3 separate regions of the Mus musculus genome follow, and all the other regions are linked to region 1. A link is a loop called in an ENCODE intact Hi-C map of the cell type or tissue named here. Cell type or tissue: heart. All regions are shown on one strand. Region 1 holds the start of Aplp2 (amyloid beta (A4) precursor-like protein 2). Region 2 overlaps Aplp2 (amyloid beta (A4) precursor-like protein 2). Region 3 overlaps Prdm10 (PR domain containing 10).

Region 1 (8,000 bases):
ACATCAGAGCGCAAAGAAACTGAAAAGTAATGCAAAGGCACGTTAGCCAATGCACCAATACAAAAATTGAGATACTTTAATATCTTCATACTAAATCCTCACATCCTGGTGTGTGTTACACTTTATAGCACATCTCAATTCAGAAGCTACACTTTCATAGAAAAATACCTGATTGGCATTTGGCATTTTATCTAAAAAAAAAAAAAAAAAGGCTTTTAAAAGCAGACTCTGGGCTGGTTGGTGGCAGCACACGCCTTTAATCCCTGCACTAAGGAAGCAGAGGCAGGTGGATCTCTGAGTTCCAGGCCAGCCTGGTCTACAGAGACAGCCAAGGCTACATAGAGAAACCCTGTCTGGAAAAAACAAAACAGATTCAGCAAATTCAGTTACTTCAGAGCTTGTTTCCCCAGCAGTGTGATACCTCAGTGGACAAAGGCACTGTTGCCATGTCTGACCAACTGAGTTTGCCTGACAGGGCCTGCAGGAGAGAAGTGACTCCCATACTTTATACGTTGTCCTATGACCACCACAGTGACCTCAATACACAAAATAAACAAATGAATGCATCTTTAAAATATTTTAGAGTGAGAGCGGGAGAGACACAGTATTGAAAAGTACTTCTCACTCTTCCAAAGTGGGACCTGAGCCTGGAGCCCATAACCTTTATCAAGTGGCTCACAATTCCTTGCAGCTCCTGAGAATCCAAAACCTCTTGGCCTCCAAAGGGCACACATGTACCATACTCTTAACACAGACACACATGCATAAATAATAAAATACATCTTTTAAAATATTTTAAAGTCTTTTCCCCTAACTTTCAAACATAAATGGCATTGAAGAATTCCTTCCTCAACCCTGTAAGTCCCATTATGTTGACTGCTTCGTTAAGATGGGAATGACATGAATTCTTCTACAGAAGAGCACACTGATGAACCTAGTTTAGTTCCTGTTGCCAGCAGTGTCTTTAAAATGCACTTGCAATAGAAGCATTACCCTGATACAACGCCACCTTTCACAAGTATCTCAGAAAGCAGGTTCCACTTCGGTTGTCATTCTTGAGTTTCCTGGACACTGCCCACCAAAGGATCACTTTCAGATGTAGCAGAGTAAATTCAAGTTCTGGCTTTCAGAAGCTCAAACATCCATAGTAAAGGGAGCAGTTTGGGCACACACTTGGGTCTTGCACACAAGAAAATGTGCCCTGGGAATTATGAAAGGAAGTGCCCAGAGCAGAGAGGTGTTATTAAAAAAAAAAAAAAAAAAAAAAAAAAAAAAACAGGTGCAAAAGATTAATTTAGTCAACACCAAGCAACACTAAAGATCCGCCAATCAATAATTCTGTGCCAAGCAACTTGATCAGGGATTTGGCCAGAATCCCCTTGGCTAATCTCAATAAGGGCCTTCTCAAAGACATCATGATTTAAACCATTCTCATCTGAATTATGGCTTTAGCAATCCTCTGCTTGACAGCAAATAAGCAAAGAGAATGTACACATGTGAATAAAACTCTGCCAGGCAGCCAAAGGAAAGACCACTTGAGACAATGACAGTGTGAATAAAAATATTGTTCCAAGGAAGTGAAAAGTCTACAAAACTCCATTTTAAAAGCATTCTGCAAAAATGTTTTTTACTTTGTTTAGACAAACTTTTCAATTGAACAGCGTGGCGATCTGTCAAAATTAATCCATAACAACTAATTCTGATATTGGTATTTTTCCCCTGGAGACATTAAATATTAAATGGATTCTTTAAAACTGATGAATTCTTTATTGTGAATTCACTAGTACCTAAAGTTTCTCACACCGCTGGAAAGTGAGGTGGAGTGTGAACAATGGTTTTTGACACTGACCCATTAAGTCCCACCCAATATATAAAACTCGGTCTCCCCACCCTTCTCTTCTTATCCCCGCTCAATGTAGCTGTTTCCCAGTGACATCTTATCAGGGATCACAGATACAGCCCTACCAACTGTGTGGAAGCTGAAAGAATCGAAAAGTTCGTGTGTATAAACATTAACTGTTTCTACTTAAGACTTATCTTTTTTTCCCACCTCAGTCAAAAAGTTTCAAGCAAGATGAATACAAAGATTGTTTTAAGATGTGCCATCCGGAAGATTTTTTTCCTCATTAGATCTTTTTACCAATAGAAATATTTACACATTCTGTAGAAATGAATTCACTCTGAGCCGGGTTTTTAATTAGAACATTCTCAGGTCATGCCTATTTTATCAAACGCAATCTCTGACACTGGCTCAACGTACAGAAAGCCACGGTGGGTTTTTTTTTTTTTTTTAATACAAGCAGGCGCAAGAAGAAATAAACAACACCAGAAACACACAGTCCAGTCCTACAGTTCAAGCATTATTTCGAGAAAGTAAGTAAAAATAAAGTCCCATGTCTCCCTAGGCGACAGAGGGTTCTTGCGGGGAGGCTAGGTGCAGAGCAAGCTGCAGTACGGGTTCCACATCCGACATCCTGGCTCTTCCAGCGGCCTGAACTCCCGCCAACCACCTGGGACCCTAGACGACTTCACCAGGTTAACGGGGGTGACCTCTGGTGCAGAACAATCACTGTGACCCTGACCCACGTAAAGTACCCCCTGAAGCTTTCCAAATGTACTGGTGGATAGCTTCAACGTCCCCTGGGAGGAGGAAAGCCGGGCTCCCTAGTTTGCCAGACTTGTGCAAACGACTGGGAGGCAAGGGAGGGCGCAGAGCGCCCCGCTGCCCTGGCGGCGCCTCCTCTCCCCGCTCCCTCGGCATCTCGGCCACTCGCCAGGGCTGGAGCCGCATCCCCGCTGCCAAGTCCACCTGGTCAACGACTGCTGCGCGCCGACCGTCAAGGTGCGAGCCCGAAGCCCAGGCCCCCGACCGCTGCGGGCACCGGGGACCCGGTGCAGGCCGCCCCATTTAGAGCGCCGCGGGGCCGCAGGGCGCACGGCTGAGGCGCGCACGGCCCCGGGGGAGGGAGAGCGCGCGGTGCGGTGTCCCCGAGGATGCGGCGGCGCCGCCAGCGGGTAGGGGGCTGGGGCGGCCCCGCAGCCCCGACGCCTTTCATTTGGCCTCTGCGGCGACAGAGGCAGCCCGACCTCGGCGCTAAGCTCTGCGCAAAGCTGAGGCGCGCGGGCGGGGTGGGGGGAAGGCAACCCGCCGCTGCGCCGAGCCTCGCGCCGCGCCCCCGGTCCCACGCCCGCCCACAGGCCGTGCTCCCGGGCGACCGGAGGAGACGCAGATCGGGAGCTCGCCTGGTCCTCACCTCTATGTAGCCAGCCAGAGCCGCAGCGGGCGCCGTGAGCCCGAGCAGCAGCAGGACAAGAAGCTTGCCGGTGGCCGCAGCGGCCGCGGTCCCGGTGGCCGCCATCCTTCTCCAGGTCGCTGTGGCGCTGGGCTCTCCCCGTCTCTCGCACAGCCAGGCTACAGCGCTTCCCTACCGCGACCCAGAAGCGTCTGAAGCCCGTTCGCCGCCGCCCCGGGGGTTTTACATCGACCGGAACTGACTTCACAAAACCACGCCCCTCTTCGACAGGACCCAATACGAGCCGGCATAACTGGCCTAAGATACCTCCCCTTGTTTAGCCCAGGTCCAATCAGAGCACGGATACACCGACTCCCCTCCCCGCCCAGCGCGTGCCCCCTCGTGGCCCCGCCCCAAGCCACGGCCAGCCCCGCCCCCGCTCTGGACCCGAGGCTGGGGGCGCAGGAGTCTTCGCGGGTAGACCGTGGGCCGCTGTTCCCAGGGCGGGAGGCTCCTGTTTGGTTGTCTCCTGGGGTGGCTCTACATCATCCACCTTCAGCATCGGGATTTGGGCACGCCCCACTCCCCTAACCCTGCAGGATATTTTCCATATTCCTTTGGGTACCGCCCTCTTTGGGGCTTCTGGAAAATGTTTTAATTAAAAACAGGATGAATTGTTGGGAGTTCCGGACGGTTTGCAGAGGACCGACCCTGTCGCCCTGGAGGATGAACGCCGACATTCTGCTCTCCCCAGCGCTGCACGGGGCGCGCTCTTCCCCCCCAGACCTCTGCGCCCTTGTTTCGCCCCTGAACCCGCAGTGTCTGCACACCGCTGACCTCTGCTCCTTAGGTCCTTTCCCTGCCCCTCCTCGTCGTCACAGCCCCTGCGGCACAGAGAGGCCTTCCCCGCCGAGGCCAGTGGCGCCAGGCCACTGAAACACAAGCTCCCACCCCCCCACCCCCCTTCTCATGTGTTTCAGGACAGGATTCTGGCATCATTTTTCTTCAGTTTAAGATCTCTAAAGCAAAAGACACGCTTTCTCTCTTTTTTCATGCTCCCCAGCATCTTGGTTCCTGGGAAAGCGGCCTGCTGCCCCAGTTCACAACTGGCACCTTGTCCTCTCCATCACGAGGGCTCTGCTGGCTTTGTTTCCTTTCCGTAGCGGGTGATTTATGTACCACCCTCTGCAGAGACCTGGACTCATTTCTTTAGCTTCAACCATATCAAGAACCAAGTTCCTCTCCGCAGGAAGCATCTTAGTGGAGAGGGAGAGACAGTGTCTATAGTGGGCAGAGTGGGACAGTAAGGACCCTGTATTTTACAGATGCATTCTGCAACTGCACGCCAACGTAAGCAGTCCCGCTGTGGTCAAACTGGCTCTGCCTCATTCTCAATGGATGCCAGACACCTTTCCATTGCACAGCCCTTCCTGCTCCTGCTCCATTCCCACAATCCTCCATTCCACCTACAGGAAACACCTTACACAGATGTCATTTCACCCACCTCAGAATGCTGAGAGGGCTGTATCATACCGTGGCACTTTCCCATGGCTAGGTCTCTATGTCTCTCACATCACTGACAAGACATGAATTACGCCCAGTGAGTCTCCAAATGGGGACCTCATTCGATAAATGTTAGTACTCAATCCAGAGGCCCTAGAATTAGCATGAGTTTAGTACTGAATTTACCTTCACTCTCATTTATACATTGAACAAATGTGGCACTTGTCAGTGGGGCCTTTGAAAGGTAACTGGATTTAGTTGAGGTCATGGATGGGGGGCATTTCAGGACAGGATTAGTGGCCCTTAGAAAAGATAAGGGAAATTAAGATTTTGCCCTCCCTTTCTGGATCTTCCCCTCTCTTCTCTGTCTCCCTGCCCTTGTGAAGAAATAGTAAAAGCATCTAATATGTGGGAGGGGGGAAACGAATTTAGGAAATGACGTAAGGGAATTTCAGCCTAAAGCAAGTTGGAACTGGAAAAAGTTTGTTTGCATTTTCAGACATTGAAGAGTATTCATGAGAGGTGATTGACACATCGACCATGTTCTGGACTCTAAAATGCTACTCTATCTTTATTACATGATGCTGTTGGAGTGTGTCTACTCTTGCAGCTCTCAGACAGTAAATTTTCATCCCAAATGTGGTCTAGGTCTAAGAATCCTTTATTATCTTTGTGCACAAAAGTAAAAGGTTCTAAGATAATCATTTTGTTCTATTTTCATAAGACTCAGACTTTGTCTTCCACATACATTTAAGGCATATGCATTTCTTTGTTTTAAAAGGCCCAGAGTTCATGGTTGTATTTCTAACTTGTGCAGGAGTCTTCGATCCTCTGTGTATACCCTATACATATGTGAGATGCAGACTATGACTGCTGCTCCCAATTGAAGATGCGTTTCAGAGTCAACTATGAATTTTATTACAAAGGACCACAACTCCAGAAATTCCGATTCTCTAATATACATATATTTATGAAGCTTCCTAGGAAAGTCTAATTACTAGTATTTTATTTTGTTTTATTTTATTTAAGTCTGGGAACTGAACAGAGGTCTTCCAGCATCCTAGGCACACTGTATCTTTTGAGCACACTTTATCTTCAGTACATTCCCCACCCCACCCCACCCCTTTTTTTTTGGGGGGGGGGGGTTTCGAGTAGACCAGGCTGGCCTCGAACTCAGAGATCTGCCTGCCTCTGCCTCCCAAGTGCTGGGATTAAAGGTTCTTTTTTTATATATATATATTTTTAAGATTTATTTATCATTGTATCTAAGTACACTGTAGCTGTCTTCAGACACACCAGAAAAGGGCATCAGATCTTATTACAGATGGTTGTGAGCCACCACGTGGTTGCTGGGATTTGAACTCATGACCTTTGGAAGAACAGTCAGTGCTCTTACCCGCTGAGCCACCTCTCCAGCCCCTGTAGGTTCATTCTTAATCCTCTTCCCATGATCCAACTGTGTAAAATTTCTGGTCAGTGATTCCAGGTTTTAAATAATTTGTACATGTTCAGTTGCTACACTTTATCATCCACTAAGAATTTAAACAAAGATCACCTTCTCTGTTCAGCTGCTAATGCCAGAATCCATATTTCTTTTCACATGCTTTTCCCTGTTTTTAGTTTATTTGGTTTTTGGTTTTTTGGTTTTGGTTTGGTTTGGTTTGGTTTTTTGTTTGTTTGTTTGTTTGTTTGTTTTGTTTTTTGATGGCTTTTTTGGCTCATGAATTTTATTTTTGTTTGTTGATAAATGTAAGACTGGAAAAAATTTTAAGAATTATAAAGAGGGCGGTTAAAAGAAGAAGAAGAAAGAGTGCTTCAATGGAAAAAATTTAAGAATTATAAAGAGGGTGGTTAAAAAAATAAGAAGAAAGAGTGCTTCAAGGTAGTGTAGTGGTTTCTCAATTCTTGAGTATGGTAGATGGGAATATCCCAGCAACAACAAGACCCAGATCCATTATTGTTTTGCTTCTATGCAGTCCAGGCTGGTCTCAGACTTGTTATTCTCCTGCTCTGCTTCCTAAATGCTGAGATTTTATAGGCTCCTGGCTACAAACCTCAAAAAAAAATATTTTTTTAATTGGAAACTTATATTTGCTAATTTTTAGCTTTCTAGGTTGAATATTAAATCTATTAAATTATCAAACCTATTAAATTTATCAACTATAACTTGAGCATGGAGGAGCCATCGATTTGTGTTTGCAGAAAGGTAAGGCAGGCACCCTTTGACTCTGGAATTGAAGGGCAACTTCAGCAGCATAGACAGACTGCTTCTTCAAATAAGATTTAGCTATATTCTCACCATATTTTTGTTATAGAGCAGCTAACCCCAAAAAGATAAGAATGACAGTGACTTTAGCACTTTACAGTTAGATAAAATGAACTTTCTGATATTTGTTACATGCCCTTGTGTCAGCACACGTCATGCTTGTGGATGCTTCTGATGGAATAGTCCTGGTTAACAGCTCGTGGAACCATTGGAGGAAGGGGATTGGCTGGGAATGGGTTATACTCCTTGGCCACTGCTGGTGGCCTTCACACACTTGCTTCTTTCTAGACACTGCCTTCTTCCTGATTATGTTTGGCTGCCTTGGTATTTAAGATGTGGTTGGTGTATTGTTTCCTTTAGGGTAATTTGGTAATTGTCTTTTTCCTTGCTGAATTTAGAACCCCTTCGTGTCCACACAGAGAGCTGATACACACCCCTGCTATACTAGTTGTAGACAGAATATAACCATTTGTTGGTACCACAAGCCTCTGAAGGGGGCCATCTCTACAGTCTAGAAGAGGGATTGTTACTAACCAGTGTTCCAAGACTATGTGCTAGGCCAGAGGCATAGCTCAGTGTTACAGCCTGTGCTTAGCGGGGAGGAAGCCCTGGGTTCCATTCAAGGCACTCTTCCAACATTGTTGAATGGATGTGTAACTACCCTAGCAGTCCAGGCTAGTCTCAGACTTGTGACTCTTCTGCTGCTTCCCAAACGCTGACATTTTGCAGGCCCCTTGCTATGAACCTCAAAAAAATTTTTTTTTTAAATTGGAAACTTATATTTGCTGGGTTTTTTTTTAATAGCTGTCTAGGTTGAACATTAAATTATCAAACATAAGTTAGGAACACATTAGTATTGTCCTGACGGAAAGCCATAACCAGCATAAGAGGAAAACTGAAGTTTCTCAAGATGAGAATGTGAAGGAGAAAGTTAAAAGTTAGTCACACACATGTTGAGGATCTCAGCCAGAAATTATGAAAGAGAAGGCACATGAAAT
Region 2 (8,000 bases), 61 kb before region 1:
AAAGGGGGGAGCCAGGTTTAGTGAGGGACTAAGTGGACTGGGCTGGAGCAGTTATTTAGAGTACTTGCTTCCAAGAGATTGGGATTCAGTTCCTAACTGAATGATGGACAGCACACAAACTCTGTAACTCCAGCCCCTGGGTGTCTGATGTCCTCTGCAGACATATACAAATACAGCATACACACACACACACAAATTGTTTTTAAGGTGGAGAAAAAACTGAGGAAGACATTTAACATCAATTACGAGTTTCCATGTGTATGTGCACACACCCATCCATCCACATCCATAAACATACACACAAATACACACACATCCTGATACAGGGTCTCCTACGTAGTCCAAGTTGGTTCTGAACTATAAAAACCAGGCTGGCCTTCAGTAGTTGTCGTGCCCCAGCCTCCCCAGGACTGGCACTCCTGTAGGAGTGCACCGCTGTCACCCAATATTTGACTTTCAAATTGTTACCCAGATCTGGATATTCTTGGCCAGAAATCTAGAGACTTCCCAAGTCCTCTCTAATCTATTTCAAAGATTTTGGGGAAATGTAATTTACGCCTAATCTCTGGGCTGCTCGACAGAAGAACTGACTAATGACGTCTGTGACCAAGACCACAAAGGACAGAAAGACATGCCTATTTCATAGGCAAAGTGGCAAGAGACATCGGCCTCTTCATTTTATAAATAAAGGGAAATATTCCTTTTTGTCAGAACCAGACTCCGGCTGTGTCATGAGGTGGTGCAGGTGATGCGGGGGTCATGTTTCAGCTACAATCAAGATGCCCCTTTACTTCATTTTGCTCTGCCCTTGTCCTTGTCCTCTCCTAAGAATCTGACAGTATGTTTCTATGGATATGCCCCCTGGATCCTCTGGAATCTCAGAGACTTACTGCACTCTAACCCATGTCTTCAAAAATAAGAGTATCGATTGTCAAAGCAACGGAAACCACAGCAGGTCATCTACATAGCTGGGTCAGGCACAGATCTCAGCCACTGGGCTCGGATTTGCAACTGAGAGCGAACAGGCAGATAGGCCCTTCACTCTCAATAGCAGCCAGCACCTGAGGTTTACTGCAAGGTGGGCAGGGCCACATTCCCCAGAGGTCACAGCTTAGTCATCCAAGCAGAAACCAGGAGATGAGTAAGTTTCTTTCTGTGCCCATGAGGGAGCCGTCCTGCTTGGGTGAGGTCAAAGGGCAGTTCCCGCTTTACATTTCTGTGGGTGTTTCCTTACAAAATGTAATCACTATATGGCTACCATAAACACAACTACCTCTACAGTTTAAGGCGAAGTCAATTAAATGAGTCAACGCCTTGCTGAGTGCAAAGCAAACCCGTACAGGGAGAGACACACACAGGCCTGGCTGCAGGAATTCTTGTGTTCTGACCCAACCTCTACTGTAGCTAATCCACTGTGGGTCATGCACGGTCCTCTCACAAGCTCTCAACACCCAGAACACCACTGTCAACAGAGTGCTGGTGACAAGTTCTGAGAGCTGACCAGTTGGATAGACTTGGACTGGGGTTGGCTTGCAAAGATAGCCAAGCCACACAATACTTGAGAATCCGTGAACAGACAATAGACAAATAAACAAAGCTGTATTTTGAATTAGATAATGAATGGCAAAGTCATTTCCCAGGCCGCAATAGAGGGTCCAGTGGTACCTCTTTAAAGCCACTTCAAATATAAAGGTCTCTCTCTCTTTGTGACTCTCTTGGGCAGTAACCTGAGGGGACATCATAGAAGCAGCTGGGCAGTGTTGAATGTTAACAGAGAATCAGACTGCTGGCAGCATGTCCCCACCCTATGCTTACTGGCTTAGAAACTCATACGGTATGACCCCAGTAACTGCATGTTTCATAACATGTATCAACTCTTGTAGCATAGTATTTAAGACTGAGTGATAACAGTGCTCAGGCCCAAAGCCCTGGAAGCAGCTAAAAGCCCAAGTCGCTGAGCACAGGGACTTCTAGTGGCAAGTCACTTAAGCTCAGACGCCGCAGCGGCTATGGACAGCTTCCTGAAAATTCAGCCATAAGCTCTATTGACATTATTCTTAACAGTGGGAAGAAGTCTTGACTTAAATTTTGCAAAATGCCACAGGCAGGCTTTCCTTCATCTTTCTTTGCGCGTAAAATAGGGTCTTGCTACCCGCTCAATAGTGGCCGTCACCTCATCAGTCCTCCGTGTGAGCAACCCCTCCCCCACAGTGCTGAGATTATCCCACAACAGCCAGCAAGCCAGTCACTTTCTCCTTCTTTTTGGAATGAAAACGGAGCTCTTGATTCAACTTACTATGGCCACTGTAATACAGGCTAGTAACTCTTCACTGAAGGAAGATAGACACCCTTCATCCCCAAAAGCAGGCCTAGAACGCTCCATCAGCATAGATCGAAGCCATGGTCAGGAACACAAGGTGCTCAGGGGACGTTAAAGTGTTTATTGATGTAGTTAAGTTCTGTACATTCTCCACAGATCACACTAACAGGTTTGTAGGTGAAGTTTCAATCTGTGCATAGTGGGACGAGGCACGGCTAGGGCCAAGGGGGGAAGGAAGGGCAGGTGAGTCACAGAAAAGTACAAAAACCAAACCAAAACAAATAAACAAACAAACAAAAACAGGTTACCAGAACCTTCAGATTAAAACAAAACAAGCAACAAAGCGCTAAAGGCTGTGAGCGTGAACTCCAGCTACACAGCATTTTACAGGTTCATATGAAGGAAACAAACACTTTCAAACGTTTCCACAGTGTCTACAGATCCAATTTCATGCACAACCCAGAACATTGTCCTTTCATATGATGAAGCCTCCCGTGAACTCTCCTGGGTCCTCAGCCATGTTTATTATGGTATTCTCTGAGTGGCCATCAGAGGGGCTGGAGAGCGGTGGAGGTGAGTGAGGTACAAAGGCAGGCAGAGGGTCAGTGCATGGAGGGAGCCATCCAATGAGGAGGTGGGTGCACGCTTGGATACACTTGGTAAGGGAAGTGGATAGGAAAAGGCTACCGTAAACAACTGTGGAAGAACACAGACTGACTATGGGCTAGTTGCTGTGGAAGAACTGGATTTGAAAGGAAAGCACAGTGAATCTATGTTTGCATCTGGCTAGTTCAAGGTGCCTTAGCCCTGCTTGGGGACGGCTGGTACAGAAGCACCCAAACACCCAGCACTGGACACACGAGGCTTCTGCGGAGACTATGCCTAAAGCAGTCAGTAACTGCATACAATGTACTTCAGCTCCTCTTACATTTCTCAGCAACCTGAAAAGGGAAATACTGCCTTTATACATTGAAAACAAATAATAGTAAAACCAGCACAGCAAATGAGCCTGAAGAACTGACTTACATAACGGGAACAGCCTGTGTATATAGTCTATCATCAAAAAAATCAACATTTCCCATTTATATAGAGCATGTGTGAGACAATACAATAGAAGTGGCATTTCTAATTTAAAAAAAGAAAACTACATCCATCAGATATCTGCAATAGATCTTTTTCTTTCATTTCACTTAAGGTTTATATATCATATATTGTTATATTAACATCTTTTTAACCCATTTAAAAGAATGGAAATTGCAATCCTACAGTAGTACTTTATAGTCTTAACAATCCAGGAGAGCAGGATGTAGGATGAGGCCTTCTGGCACCACTGGTGGTCAGCAGTCAAGCACAAACGCTGAGCCTCTTCCAGCCCACCTGCAGCAGCCTCAGCCAGGGTGTCACACACGCTGTCCTTAAATCTGCATCTGCTCCAGGTATTTGTAGGTTGGGTTTTCATAACCATGGTTCTGCATCTTGTTCAGGTGACGCTCTTCTGGGGTGAGCATTGGGTCAACCTGTAGGAACAAAGACCGCAGGTCACTGTGGGATACTGAAGAGGCCTGCTGAGCATCAGGACATCAGGCTATTCCCTGTCCAATCCCGTGGACTCAAAGCAGCCCAGCATGCTTTTTATCTGGACAGATCAAACAGGAGCTGGTGTCAAGGACATAGGAAGGGAGGGAGGCGGTCAGAGAGGCAAAGCTTCTCTCTGAAAGCTTGGTCCCATTGAGACAAATACACTGTCAACAAACTTGACAATTTCAGTTGGGTCCTTGGGATTCCTGTTTCTGTCATTTTTTTTTTTACCACAAGGTGGCAGTACTGTTCCCTTTTTCAAGTTGCTGTGAAACTGAAGCACACTGTGACTGACTGACACATTTACTGAACTTTATTTTTTTGTTATTTTTAAGATCTATTTTTTTTTTACATAAGTGAGTACACTGTAGCTATCTTCAGACATAACAGAAGAGGGCATTGTATCCTATTACAGATGTTTGTGAGCCACTATGTGGTTGCTGGGAATTGAACTCAGGACCTCTGGAAGAGCAGTCAGTGCTCTTAACCACTGAGCCATCTCTCCAGCCCTTTGCTGAACTTTTAAAGGACCGGTTTTTTGCAAACCACAGTGACAAGTGGCTCTCTGAAAGTGGGTGATAGTCTCTTGAAACAAGAGCAACATAACCTCAGCAATGGCTCATCTTCAAAATGTGTCCTAATAATCCAATGATTAATACCAAGGACAGCAGCAACATGCCCAGCACTTAATCCAGATCTTTGAATTACATACAGTTCCAGACCTAACCACTCACCCCCGGTTGACAGTGCAGAGCAAGCCCTCATCAGCTTGGATCAAAGGGAGAAGGCAGTCCAGTCCTTACCTCCACAATCCCGTGGCTGATGGTGCCGTACTGCCTCTTCCTCAGCATCACCAGGCTGATAACGATGACCGTAGCAATGGCCACTGCGATAACCAGCAAGCCAATAAGGGCATTGCTGCTCAAACTGAAATCCTCCCTTAAAGGTCCCACCGATTCCTAAAACAACAAAGCACACAGGAAACAAAGTCCGGTGACTCCCTGGACACCGAGAGAGGACCATGGGCCTCTCAGGTGGTTTCAAAAACTCAGGACAACACAAAGATCCTGCTCTGTCACCATATCAGGGAAGTTGCCCACTTTTTCTAATCTACATGGACATTTTCATTTTTTGCATTCTTACTCAGAAATATGGGAAACCAGGACAAGAGCCCCTTAGTAACTGAAAATATCACAGAGCTTTCATTTCCACTTGAACTAAGATGACTGAAAAGAAAAAGACATGAAGACAGCCCTTCCATTCTGGAGTAAATACATACCGGCTCTTCCTCAAGGCCTCCAACTCTCTCAGCATTGAAAATCATTTCCTTAACATCCAGAGTCTCGTCAATGACCTGAAAGTCACAAACAGCAGCATTTACTCAGTGAGTTGGAGGGAAATGAACATAAATGTCACTCCTTTACAATGCTATGGGGTGTTGGGAAGCGGTTTTCTTCCATCACACTCATCCAGATCCACTCAGCAAACCTCCAAAAGGAGGGGTAAGTGTAGGGAAGACGTGCTGTATGGAGGCCCCTCCAGTCCTGTGAGGCTCTTTACCTGAACTTTCCTTGAAGGAACTGTGGTGGTGACAAAGCTCAGGACAGACAACTAACAAACATTTAAACATAAACTCGCGCCCGGCAAGCACTCAGCAGGTCAAAGTGCCCGCCAGCAAACCTGACAGTCTCAGTCTGATCCTTGGGGTCTACATGGAAAGAAAGAAGAGCTCCTCGTCCTCTGATGTGTCTGCGTACCACAGCACGCATGGGACACCACCTACACACACACACGCACACGCACACACACACATACACACACGGGACACCACCTACACACACACACACACACACGCACACACACACACACACACACGGGACACCACCTATACACACACACACACACACACACACACACACACACACACACACACACACGCAAGCACGCACACATACACACACACGGGACACCACACACACACACACACACACACACACACACACACACACAACTAAAAAACAAAATCTAGTTCAGCTGAAGGTAATTAAACAATCTAAATGGAGAGAAACACCAGGAAAAAAAAAGGAGGTGTAAGAAAACTCAATTTTACTCAATTCTCCACCTAATAAATACTTACTTACCTGAAATGAAAATAGCCTCTGATACATACTTTTCGTTACAGGTATGTTTTTTCTACCATATACTAATGAAAAAAAAAAAATCAGCTTCATGGGTTCCCTCATCTGCAATAAGTGGGCGTGGTTGCTCCCTTACTGTCTACTCGTGCAAGAAGGGCACTCACTGGCCTGGATGTACTACCATGCCTTTGGCTCCAGTGTACAGAAGGAAGCGTGCTACATGCAAAAGACAAGCGGCTCACCATATTTTCATCCATTTTATTCTTGCTGTTAATCACTTTTTCTTCTGCACCAATCAGTCCCCCGTCTTGTTCTGCCATTCCAGAGCCTGTGTAGAAAATGTTCACAGTTGAGTTCCTCGGCAGCCCACCTCAGGCCAATCTCTCAGAAGCAGCAAATCCCTGCCTGAGGGCCAGAGAGCTTCTTATCAAAGACCCCCATGACTCTGGAAACAGTCACTGCATTGGCATGTTTGAGGATGCGCTGTGCTTTGCAAGGATGAATGGTACAAGCATTTTCAAAAGACTGATGCATATAATGAAGGAAGACAAAGTACTTCCTGGTCTCCCACCTGAAGAAATGGAATGTAAGCTTTGCAGAGAAGCTGAGCCTGAGGGTGTTCCAGAATATAGAGCATGCTCCAGCCCTTGCCTATGACTCTAACAGCACCTGCTACGCAACCACATAATTCTTTGGTACCTAGAGCCTACTGAATAGATGCATGTGTGCTTTGAGCATAACAGTTCACTCCAAAAGAAATTGTTTCTGCTTCAAACCCCTGCCACCTCCTACCCTCAAGTCTTCCTATTTTCCCTTCAAGCTTCGGGTTCTCTAGGGAGACATTTATAGGTTGTAGCAGTTAACATAAGTTTGTAATCATCTATCTCCTTTTATGTCTCCCACTGGCTGTCTGATCCCTCAAACCTGATCCTAGAGTTACATCTCAAATTGTAGGTAAGCCCAGGTGACAGGAAAAAAGCAGTTTATGTACATGAAGAATTTTAAGCAAGGTGAAGGGAGCAAGACCAGCACCTGTCCTTTTTCCAAGGTCAGAAATGGCTTGAGCCAACATCACTCATGTGTGGCACATAGATAACAGCATCCAAATACACACTATGGCTGGACTCAGCACAGATGCAGAAAGAAAAAGCCCTTTTATTTTTAGCTTCAAGCATGTGATTCCTGGTTATCACAAGTTTCTTATTATAAGAATATATTTAGTTTATATGTATCTATGATTTGAATCCTTTATAAAGAGACTTGACATGCTAAGGTAACTGCCTGCAAGTGAGTTGATTCCAACCTAAGTTTACATTCACCACTGCTGTCCTGGAGATGCCAAAGGCAGGCAATGATACAAAGCCCAGCCACAGAGAAGTTTTTTACTTCACAACTGGACTTGTTTTCTTAACCCAGTCCAACAGGAGTGATTAATAATAGCCACGAGGCTGCTGAGCTTGCAGCCTGGTTAGTTTACTAACTCAGTACACTGGAGCCAAAGCGATGCATTTTGTTCTAAAGCATTTACTTCAAAGAAAAGCATAACCTGATACCAGTTATTTGTGTCTCAAAGGAAACCACACTGCCTGCCCACGATTCAAGAAAGAGGAATGTAGAAGGGTATTGGCTTACTTAGCATGGATGCTCAGAATCAAGACTACTAAATTCTAATTCTGAGCTCTTCCCACCTCATGCTCTTCTCAGAGTTTTAAAAAGTCCTAAGAGCAAGACTCTCAGAACACAAAGACTGAACCAAACCATCTAAGGACTTGCTTTGGCCCAGGCTATCCCAGTACTGTGTTTCTGACTAAACTGACTTTGGTTGGTCCAGGCTATCCCAATACTGTGTTTCTGACTAAACTGACTTTGGTTGGTCCAGGCTATCCCAGTACTGTGTTTCTGACTAAACTGACTTTGGTTTCATAATGCACAGAAATGTGTCCCAACACATCCGTTTAAAGTAA
Region 3 (8,000 bases), 140 kb after region 1:
GAGCTGTGGATTTAGCACCCAGGAGAGATGGAGGCCCCTGTGCGATTGTGCAGCAGGTCTGTCCGCAGAAACTTGTCCTAGGCTAGATCAAGGAAGTGCTTCTTACACGCAGACATGATCTAAATCCCAAATCTTCACTGAACCTTAGAGGAGCATCTGTTTTTCTGGCATCTTCCCATAACACTCTGAAGGTAGAGGAAAGTAGGAAGAGCCTTCTTGCCAAGTGTGTGTCAGGCTAATGCGCCAAGCAGCTCGAGGAAATGAGAGCAGCCGGGGCTGATTTGGAAAAGATCCGTTCTGCAGGATCTCTGTGGATACTGTCGGAAAGCACCTAGGAATAATGTTAGAGTTTTATTTGAAATACAATTTATTAGTTTTCAAGCCAATATGTGAGATTTCCCCTGACTAAGTAGTTTATTATGGGATCTAGATACAGAAGGGAAGAATATGTGGTCCTCCCCTCCCATACCTCTTGCAGCCTCAGTCAGCTTAGGAAGACAACGGAATTGTTGTTTACCACTCAAAATAAATGACTAGCTAGCACGGTAAATACCTCTCCGAGGCTTGTTGGAGAAGGTTTCCTGGTATGTGAATTGGACCATGTTCAGAAATTTCTGTAGATCAAAAATAAATATTTCGCTTTTCCCCATAATTACTTCCTATTAAATTTACTTTTTGCCGGGCGTGGTGGCGCATGCCTTTGATCCCAGCTCTTGGGAGGCAGAAGCAGGTGGATTTCTGAGTTCGAGGCCAGCCTGGTCTACAGAGTGAGTTCCAGGGCAGCCAGGGCTATACAGAGAAACCCTGTCTTGAAAAACAAAACCAAACCAAAACAAACAAATTTACTTTTCAAGGTGCTTCTGATAAGCAAATGAAAGTAAGCTGATCTCTGCCTTTTCTCCATTGCATAGATAATACATGACAATCCCTATTGCTCTTTCAGTGACTTTCCCCTAGAGCTGTCCAGGTGCGCACATTCCCAGGTATATTCTGGAGAGCTCCCCACCGTAAAGCCATGCAGACCTGTGCCTCTGTGCCTTGAGGGTCTTAGGAATGAGTCTTCCTGTGGCACAACGAAGTATTGATTCTGGTTTCTCTGTGTGAAAGAGATTTGTGGGGCTTTGCTCTTGGTGACGTGCCAGTTATTTGTCAGCAGCTGTGACAGATTCCACTGAGCATCTACCTTCTTCGGCTTGGATTCCCTGAGAGAGTTGTATAGATTTATGAGGCAGATAACCGGCCACAGAAGGGCAATCTGTCCTGAAAAGGAAAGAGCAAAATTGACCTGTTTAGACCAGAAGGGCAGCAGTGAGGGTAGCTTTTTCTAGAACTACCATAGGAACTAGTCCTTCACATTCTCTAAGATCTTTAGTGCATATTTTCCATTTATGATGTGTTCACGTCCATGCCCCATGAGCAAATACATTCACATAAATCTTCATTTCCCATTGTGCTCATTTTCTTGAATTGAGATCTGTAATACACATATTGAAAAATCCATGACTGACTTAATGCCTGATGTCCAAAGGAACCCCATACCTATTTCTTTGTCCCCCCTCCCTCTCCCGGGAAGGTCTGATTGCCCATTGGTTCCTCTTAACTTTACTGTGAAACATTTTCATCTGTTTCAGATTCTTTGATGGAGGGCTTTGACTGACTGCCACCCTCCTCTCTCCCCACGCAGGTGTCACTTACCCAAGTGCCCTCCTCCTCATCTCCAGGCTCTCTTCTGTTCTGCTCTGGGCTTGATTTCTTTCTTTCTTTCTTTCTTTCTTTCTTTCTTTCTTTCTTTCTTTCTTTCTTTCTTTCTTTCTTTCTTTCTTTCTTTCCTTCCTTCCTTCCTTCCTTCCTTCCTTCCTTCTTTCCTTCTTTTTCTATTTCTTTTTTTTTTTTTTTCTATTAAAGACAAGTTTTGAGCAGGGTGTAGTGGCACATGCCTTTAATCCCAGCACTTGAGATACAGAGGCAGGGGCATCTCTGTGAGTTGTAGCACAGCCAGAGCTATCTATATAGTGAGATCCTATCTTGAAAGGAAGAAAGAACGAGAGAGAGAAAACATGGTTTGAAATTTACTTAAACCCTCTCCAGAGGAAGTGCGCACGTATGGATATAAAGTGAAACCCTGAAACCGTTTCTTCACCACAGACTTTGGGGCTGTGTCAGCCTTAGCCCTTCTTACTTGCCCGTGTGTCCTTGAGTTCAGCTTCTGAACTGCAGGCGTCACTCTGGGTCTCCTCAGCACACGGCCCTGTTTGTGTCTTTCAGAATGCAGCTCTTCAGCATCTGTTTATCCGGAAGTCCTTCCGGCCTTTTAAGTGTCTGCAGTGTGGGAAGGCCTTCCGGGAAAAGGACAAACTGGACCAACACTTGCGCTTCCATGGGCGGGAGGGGAACTGCCCGTTGACCTGTGATCTCTGTAACAAGGGCTTCATCAGCAGCGCCTCCTTGGAGAGCCACATGAAGCTGCACTCGGACCAGAAGACTTACTCTTGCATTTTTTGCCCAGAATCCTTTGACCGCCTTGATTTGTTGAAAGATCATGTGGCCATTCATGTCAATGATGGCTGCTTCACCTGCCCAACTTGTAAGAAACGGTTCCCAGATTTTATCCAGGTGAGTGTCTGTGACTGACATTCCTGTCTGCTTCCATCTTTTAGTAAAAGAAACTTCAATTTTTGGAAAACGGAGACATACTGTCCAGCTCCTGCCTTTTCATCCTTTTTTTTTTTTTTTTTAAATAACTTTGCAATAGTTTTCAAACTGCTTTTCATGTACAGAGTATTATTTTCCTTAGCTGTTCAGATCAGTGTTACTTAAATGTCTTAAGTTATATTTCTAGTAATAAACACCACATCTTGTGCTGGCAAGATAGCCAAGTGGGTAAAGGGGCTTGCCGCCAAGCCAGAAGATCTGAGTTCCGTCCCTGGAACCCACATGAGAGCTACCCCCTGCAATTGTCCTCTGATCTCTACATGGGCACCATTGCACACGTGCACTAAAAAGAAATATAAAATTCATCTTGAAGCACTACATCTGGTTATTATTTTTCAAAAGTCTTTTTAAAAATCTTTGCCAAATATCCACTACTCATGAAGCAGTATAGAGTCTGCCACACGTCTTCCATCATTTCTGAATGGGAAACATCTCCCTTCCATTCCGCTTTCTCTTGCTTTAGTGAGGCTGTGTATTTGGAAGGAAACAGAGTTGGTCTATGATACGTTGTTGTGGCAAGCACTGACTGTCTCTCCTGTAGTATTGGGGCAAAGTGGGACTAGAGAAGTCCCGGAGCATCCCTGATCTCATTTTAACCGATAATATTTTCATTCAGTAAATGATTAAATCACAATATATCATGTAAATAGTCTTTAAACTGCAGGGTATGGTGGCTCATGCCTTTATTCCCCGTGCTTGAGAGGCAGAGGCAGGTGGATCTCCATAAGTTCAAGGCCACCCTGGTCTACAGAGCCAGTTCTAGAACAAGCAAGACTATACAGAGAAACCCTGTCTCATAAATCCAAATATATATATATATACATATATATATATATATGTATATATATATATATTTGCAAAAGCAAAAGGAAGGTGGGATTTACTCTTAGCTCTCTGACCGTAAGAGTGTTGGAGAGTTAGTTTTTCTGTGTACCGTTAGGAAAGTTGTTAAGGCATAATGTAATAGCAACAGGAACTCCAGTGTTAGTGAATCCATGTGCTTTAAAGGCCTAGCTAGGAGGATTTTCTACTCAGCTTCTGTCCATAGCTGACTTGCTGTTTTCTTTTTCACTTCAGTGCTGGCTGTTGGATTCAAAGTATCCCGGATGCTAAGCACACATTGTTCTGTTGAGCTTTAGCTTCTCCCAAAGCGCGTTTTCATTTATTATTTATAGCTAAGAGAGTCCAGAACCTGTCTTTCTCTGTCCCCACCCTCACCCAAGTACTGGAGTTGAATCCAAGGTGAAGCTATAAAATTATCTGAAAGTCAGGGGATTCTGTCTCGTCAGGGAGGATGGCAGTCAGGGCTGTGCTCATGAAGTGGTGTCGCCAGTGTCACCTGATTTCTATCTCTCATTCTTCAGAACCCTTTTCTTCCAGAGCTGAGAGTGAACCCAGAGCGTGCATGGCTGCAGGCAGTTATGTCACACTGAGCTACATCCCAGACCTGCTTTAATAGGAAGAGATGAAAGCATCAGCTACTAATGACGCAGTTACCTCTACAATGTGTAGAAACAAAAATGAGGACAAATGGCTTTTGTTTTCTTATAGGTAATTTTTAGCAAGATTCATTTAAATCCAAAGCCATCCTGCCTTTAGCCTTAAAAAGGAAGAAGATGGCACAAAAGGTCAAGCCAGTGCTCCTACTTTTATGCTTTAAGTCACCTGGGAGGTTCAGATTTATGGGGCTGTCTGTCCTTTCTGTTTCTTTGTGGCCTGGACAGTGTGTGTTACTCAGGGCAGTCTTCCCTTGAGACTGGATGACTGGCCAGGCTGCTGAAAGTCCTCAGTGGTGCGTGGGCTCCCTCTAGCGTCACAGCCACCTCTGGTCCTTTCTTTTGGCCTGAGCATCCTCCTGGTCTTTTCTGCCAGGTGAAAAAGCACGTGCGAAGTTTCCACTCTGAAAAGATCTACCAGTGTACAGAGTGTGACAAGGCCTTCTGTCGCCCCGACAAGCTGAGACTGCACATGCTCCGGCATTCCGACCGCAAGGACTTCCTGTGTTCCACCTGCGGGAAGCAGTTTAAGGTAGGAAGCCATCCTGCAGCCGGAGGGGACTGGCCTGCCCTGGATCAAGTCAGGCTCAGGACGGACACCTGCTTGTTTCGTGGCTTTGTGCACATGCCCTAAGTGATGGTTATTAGAACTAAATTGCTATTGTGGAGTCCAAAGAGACCAGTACATTTACTTGCTGCTTAAATCAAGAGGTCATTCTTGTTGAACATTTAGTCAGATAAGAGCCTGCAGGTAAGCCATCCAGGCAGCCGGATCTTCTCTAGTAGATGAGATGGTAGAGGGGACATGTCCGAGGGTTGGATTATTCTAGAGAATGTAATGATTTCAAGAACTCTGGTGAAATACGCATAGCTTGGCATGGAATCCCAATCTTCAGGAAGCTGAGGCAGGGTCTGGAATTTGAGGCTAGCCTGAGCTATATAGTTAATGGCTAGCCAGTTTGTGCTACACAGTGAACCCAAATGAAAGCAAAGTGGCCCTAGAATTAAGAAGACACCAAGGGGAAGTCTGCTGGAAACTCAGCATTTGTTAGTGACAGTCACCACTAAACACTGCTGTAGAGGGCCAGAGTGACAGTTCAGTGGCTAAAGGCACTTGACACACAAACCTGAGAATCTGAGTTTGATACCCAAACCCCATGGAGAACAGAGAGAACCTACCCATAAAAGTTGTCCTTGGCCCTTAACATGTGTTTGTGGTACCTGAATGTCTTCACCACACTAATGATTGATACAATTAAATAAGGAAGAAGAAGCTGAAATGGATCCTATGGAGAATGAGGGGTATGTCCCTGTGGACTGTGAACATTAAAGAGCAAAGGCTTAAGCTCTGTAGTACATCCATTATCGATTAATTATGGGTTATATTTGTGATGGCTTACAGTATATCATCATGATTGAAATCTCTGAGGAATTCCACTACGAGCTATGTATGGTGGCATCTACCTGGAATCTCAGTACTCAGGAGGCTGACAGAGGAGGATTGCCATGAGTTTGAGGCCAGCTTAGGCTATGTAGCAAGTTAAGGGCCAGCCTGGGAATAGAGTGAGACCTTGTCTCAAAAACCAACATGAGCGGATGACACAGATGTCACTGTGGGCGGGGCTGCTTGCCACTGCGCTTAACAACCTGTGTTTGATCCCTGGAACTGGCTCCACGGGTTATCCTCTGTCTGTATGCAAACCATGTCATGTGCACATGCATGCTTGTACACACACACAAGTTTTAAAGAACTCCAATGTGAACAGTATAAATTGGACTGCAGTTTTCCTATCTTTTCTCTTTCCTTCCTTCTTTCCATCCCTCCCTGCCTTCCTCTTCCCTCCCTCCTTCCTTCCTTCCCTCCTCTCTCCCATCTCCTGCCCAACCTACCTTCCTCCCACCTTCCTTTTTCTTTTTCTCTCCCAATGTTTTCTATGTGGACCAGGCTGGTCTCAAAACTTATTCTTGTGCTTTTACCCTCCGAGTCTTGGGATTACAGACACACACACCACCATAGTTACATCTCCTCTCCCTTCCCTTTCCTCTCCACTCCCTCTCCTCCCCTCCCCTCTTCCCCTCCCTTCTCCTCCCCTCCCCTTCCTCTACTCTCCTCCCCTTTCTCTTCCCCATGTCCACAAGCCGTTCCTGTGTGCAGCACTCTGTCTTGGCCCTGTTAGAATTACAGCCTGTGAATTCACTGTGTGCTGCCCGGTGCTCTAACTACACCTTTTCCCTTCACACTTTTCCATTACATTTCATCTTTCCTCTCCAATTCTCTCCTTTTTCCTTCTTTTTCTCCCACCCCTTCCCTTTCCTTCTCCTCTCCTCTTTTCCCTTTGCCCCTCCACACCTTCTATGCTGGGTATGGGGTTTGAACTTAGGGTTTTGTGTATATTAGTCACAGGCTCTACCAACCAACTTCATCTCCAGCTCCATAGACTTTCTCTCTAAAGGAATCCCTGTGCTGTGATCTAGCATTTGCCAATCCACCCATTCTACCCATTCAGCACTTGGTTGTTTTTGCTACTTTGAGAAAGAGTCTCGTGTAGCCTAGGCTGGCCCCGAGTGGGATGTGTTGTCTAGGCTAGCCTTGAGCTGCTCCTCCTCCCTCTGCTTCATCAGTGTTGGGGTATAGACAAGGGCCACTAGGCATGACTTAATACTTTTTGACTATATTTTTTGTGCCAGTTATTATTTTAATGTTTAGGAAGGTTAAAGACAAAGAGAGTTGGGCCAGCCAGATGGCTCAGTAGGTAAAGGCATCTGCTGCCAAGACTGCCAACCTGAGTTTCGTCCCTGGAGCCACATACTAAGAACTGACTTGCAAGTTGTCCTTCTTCAGACTGGAGACATTTTCTTCTGTGATTTCATTGAAAACATTTTCTGTGCCTTTGATTTAGGTTGCCTTGCCTTTTCCTAGTCCTATTATTCTTAGATTTGCTCTTTTCATAATGTCCCAGATTTCCTGTATGTTTTGTGCCAGGAGTTTTTAGGTTTAACCCTTTCTTTGACTGTGGTGTCTATCTCTTCTATTGTATCTTCAGTGCCTGAGACTCTCTCTTCCATCTGTTGATTTCTGTTGGCAAGGCTTCCTCTGAGGTTCCTGATGGAGTTCCTAAATTTTCCAGCCCAGAGTTCCCTCAGTTAGGTTTCCTTTATTGATTCTGTTTCTACTTTCAGGTCTTGAACTGTTTTATTCAATCCCTTCCACTGTTTATTTGTATTGTCATAGATTTCTTTAAGGACTTTATTATTTCCTCTTTAAGGACCTCTATCGTATTCATAAAGGCTGTTCTTATTTTTTTCTTGTGCTTCAGCTATGTTGCAGTTCTCAGGGTCTGCTGTGGGAGGGTTGCTGGGCTCTAGCAGAGACACATTGTCCTGCCTGTTACTGACTGTGCTTGCCTGCTGGTGTCTAGGCATCTGGGTTTGGGAAGATTATAATTCTAGGTGCTGATATCTGGTCTTGGTTTTGTTTGGAGGCTGTTAGTTTCTATTCCCCCCTCTGTTTCTTAGGGGTGGGTTATGGTGGCTGTGCATTGCCTGGTAGGGATTTCTTCTGGGATTCTGCTAGGTGTGGCCACTGGGGGATTCCTGGAAAAATTGTTTCTAGGTATTGTGGGCTGACACTTAGGAATGGAGATGGGCTGGAAAGTAGGGGCCGAGGGGGACCACAAGTGGGAGGAAAGCAGGATGTTCCACCAGGATCTGGTTCGTCCCCTGGGAATGAAGGCAGAAAGTGAAGAGAGGCCACAACAGGTAGACGGCTACAGAGCTGGGGGTGAGACTGGT

Evidence for each region. A loop is a pair of places that touch in the nucleus more often than their neighbours do. Peaks named below come from ENCODE experiments on the same cell type or tissue, not always from the same donor. Only the 100,000 strongest peaks of a DNase experiment are listed, where the experiment ranks them.
Region 2: a loop joins it to region 1, with 2.4 times the contacts of the local background. A loop is called at or near these places in 9 of 42 quality-filtered maps.
Region 3: it touches region 1 in a loop (4-fold over the local background); 5 of 42 quality-filtered maps call a loop at or near these places.

Annotation. Positions count from the first base shown.
Region 1 is chr9:31,208,369-31,216,368 of GRCm38, forward strand. Aplp2 (amyloid beta (A4) precursor-like protein 2) reads right to left here and starts at 3,480. Exons shown (of 18, transcript NM_001357698.1): 1 at 3,255-3,480. The coding sequence starts at 3,359. In heart, a CTCF peak has its summit at 3,639 (motif pointing left); DNase peaks (open chromatin) are centred at 2,723, 3,513 and 4,473; H3K4me3 peaks cover 3,234 bases; H3K27ac peaks cover 2,489 bases.
Region 2 is chr9:31,147,136-31,155,135 of GRCm38, forward strand. Aplp2 (amyloid beta (A4) precursor-like protein 2) reads right to left here. Exons shown (of 18, transcript NM_001357698.1): 15 at 6,279-6,364; 16 at 5,178-5,252; 17 at 4,702-4,857; 18 at 2,422-3,837. The coding sequence ends at 3,736. Among named protein-coding and RNA genes, the nearest start is that of St14, 19 kb to the left of the region's middle. In heart, a CTCF peak has its summit at 4,133 (motif pointing right); no DNase peak of the experiment used is centred here.
Region 3 is chr9:31,344,528-31,352,527 of GRCm38, forward strand. Prdm10 (PR domain containing 10) reads left to right here. Exons shown (of 21, transcript NM_001368846.1): 11 at 2,266-2,613; 12 at 4,585-4,740. Among named protein-coding and RNA genes, the nearest start is that of Prdm10, 35 kb to the left of the region's middle. In heart, CTCF peaks have their summits at 2,214 and 4,521; a DNase peak (open chromatin) is centred at 4,514.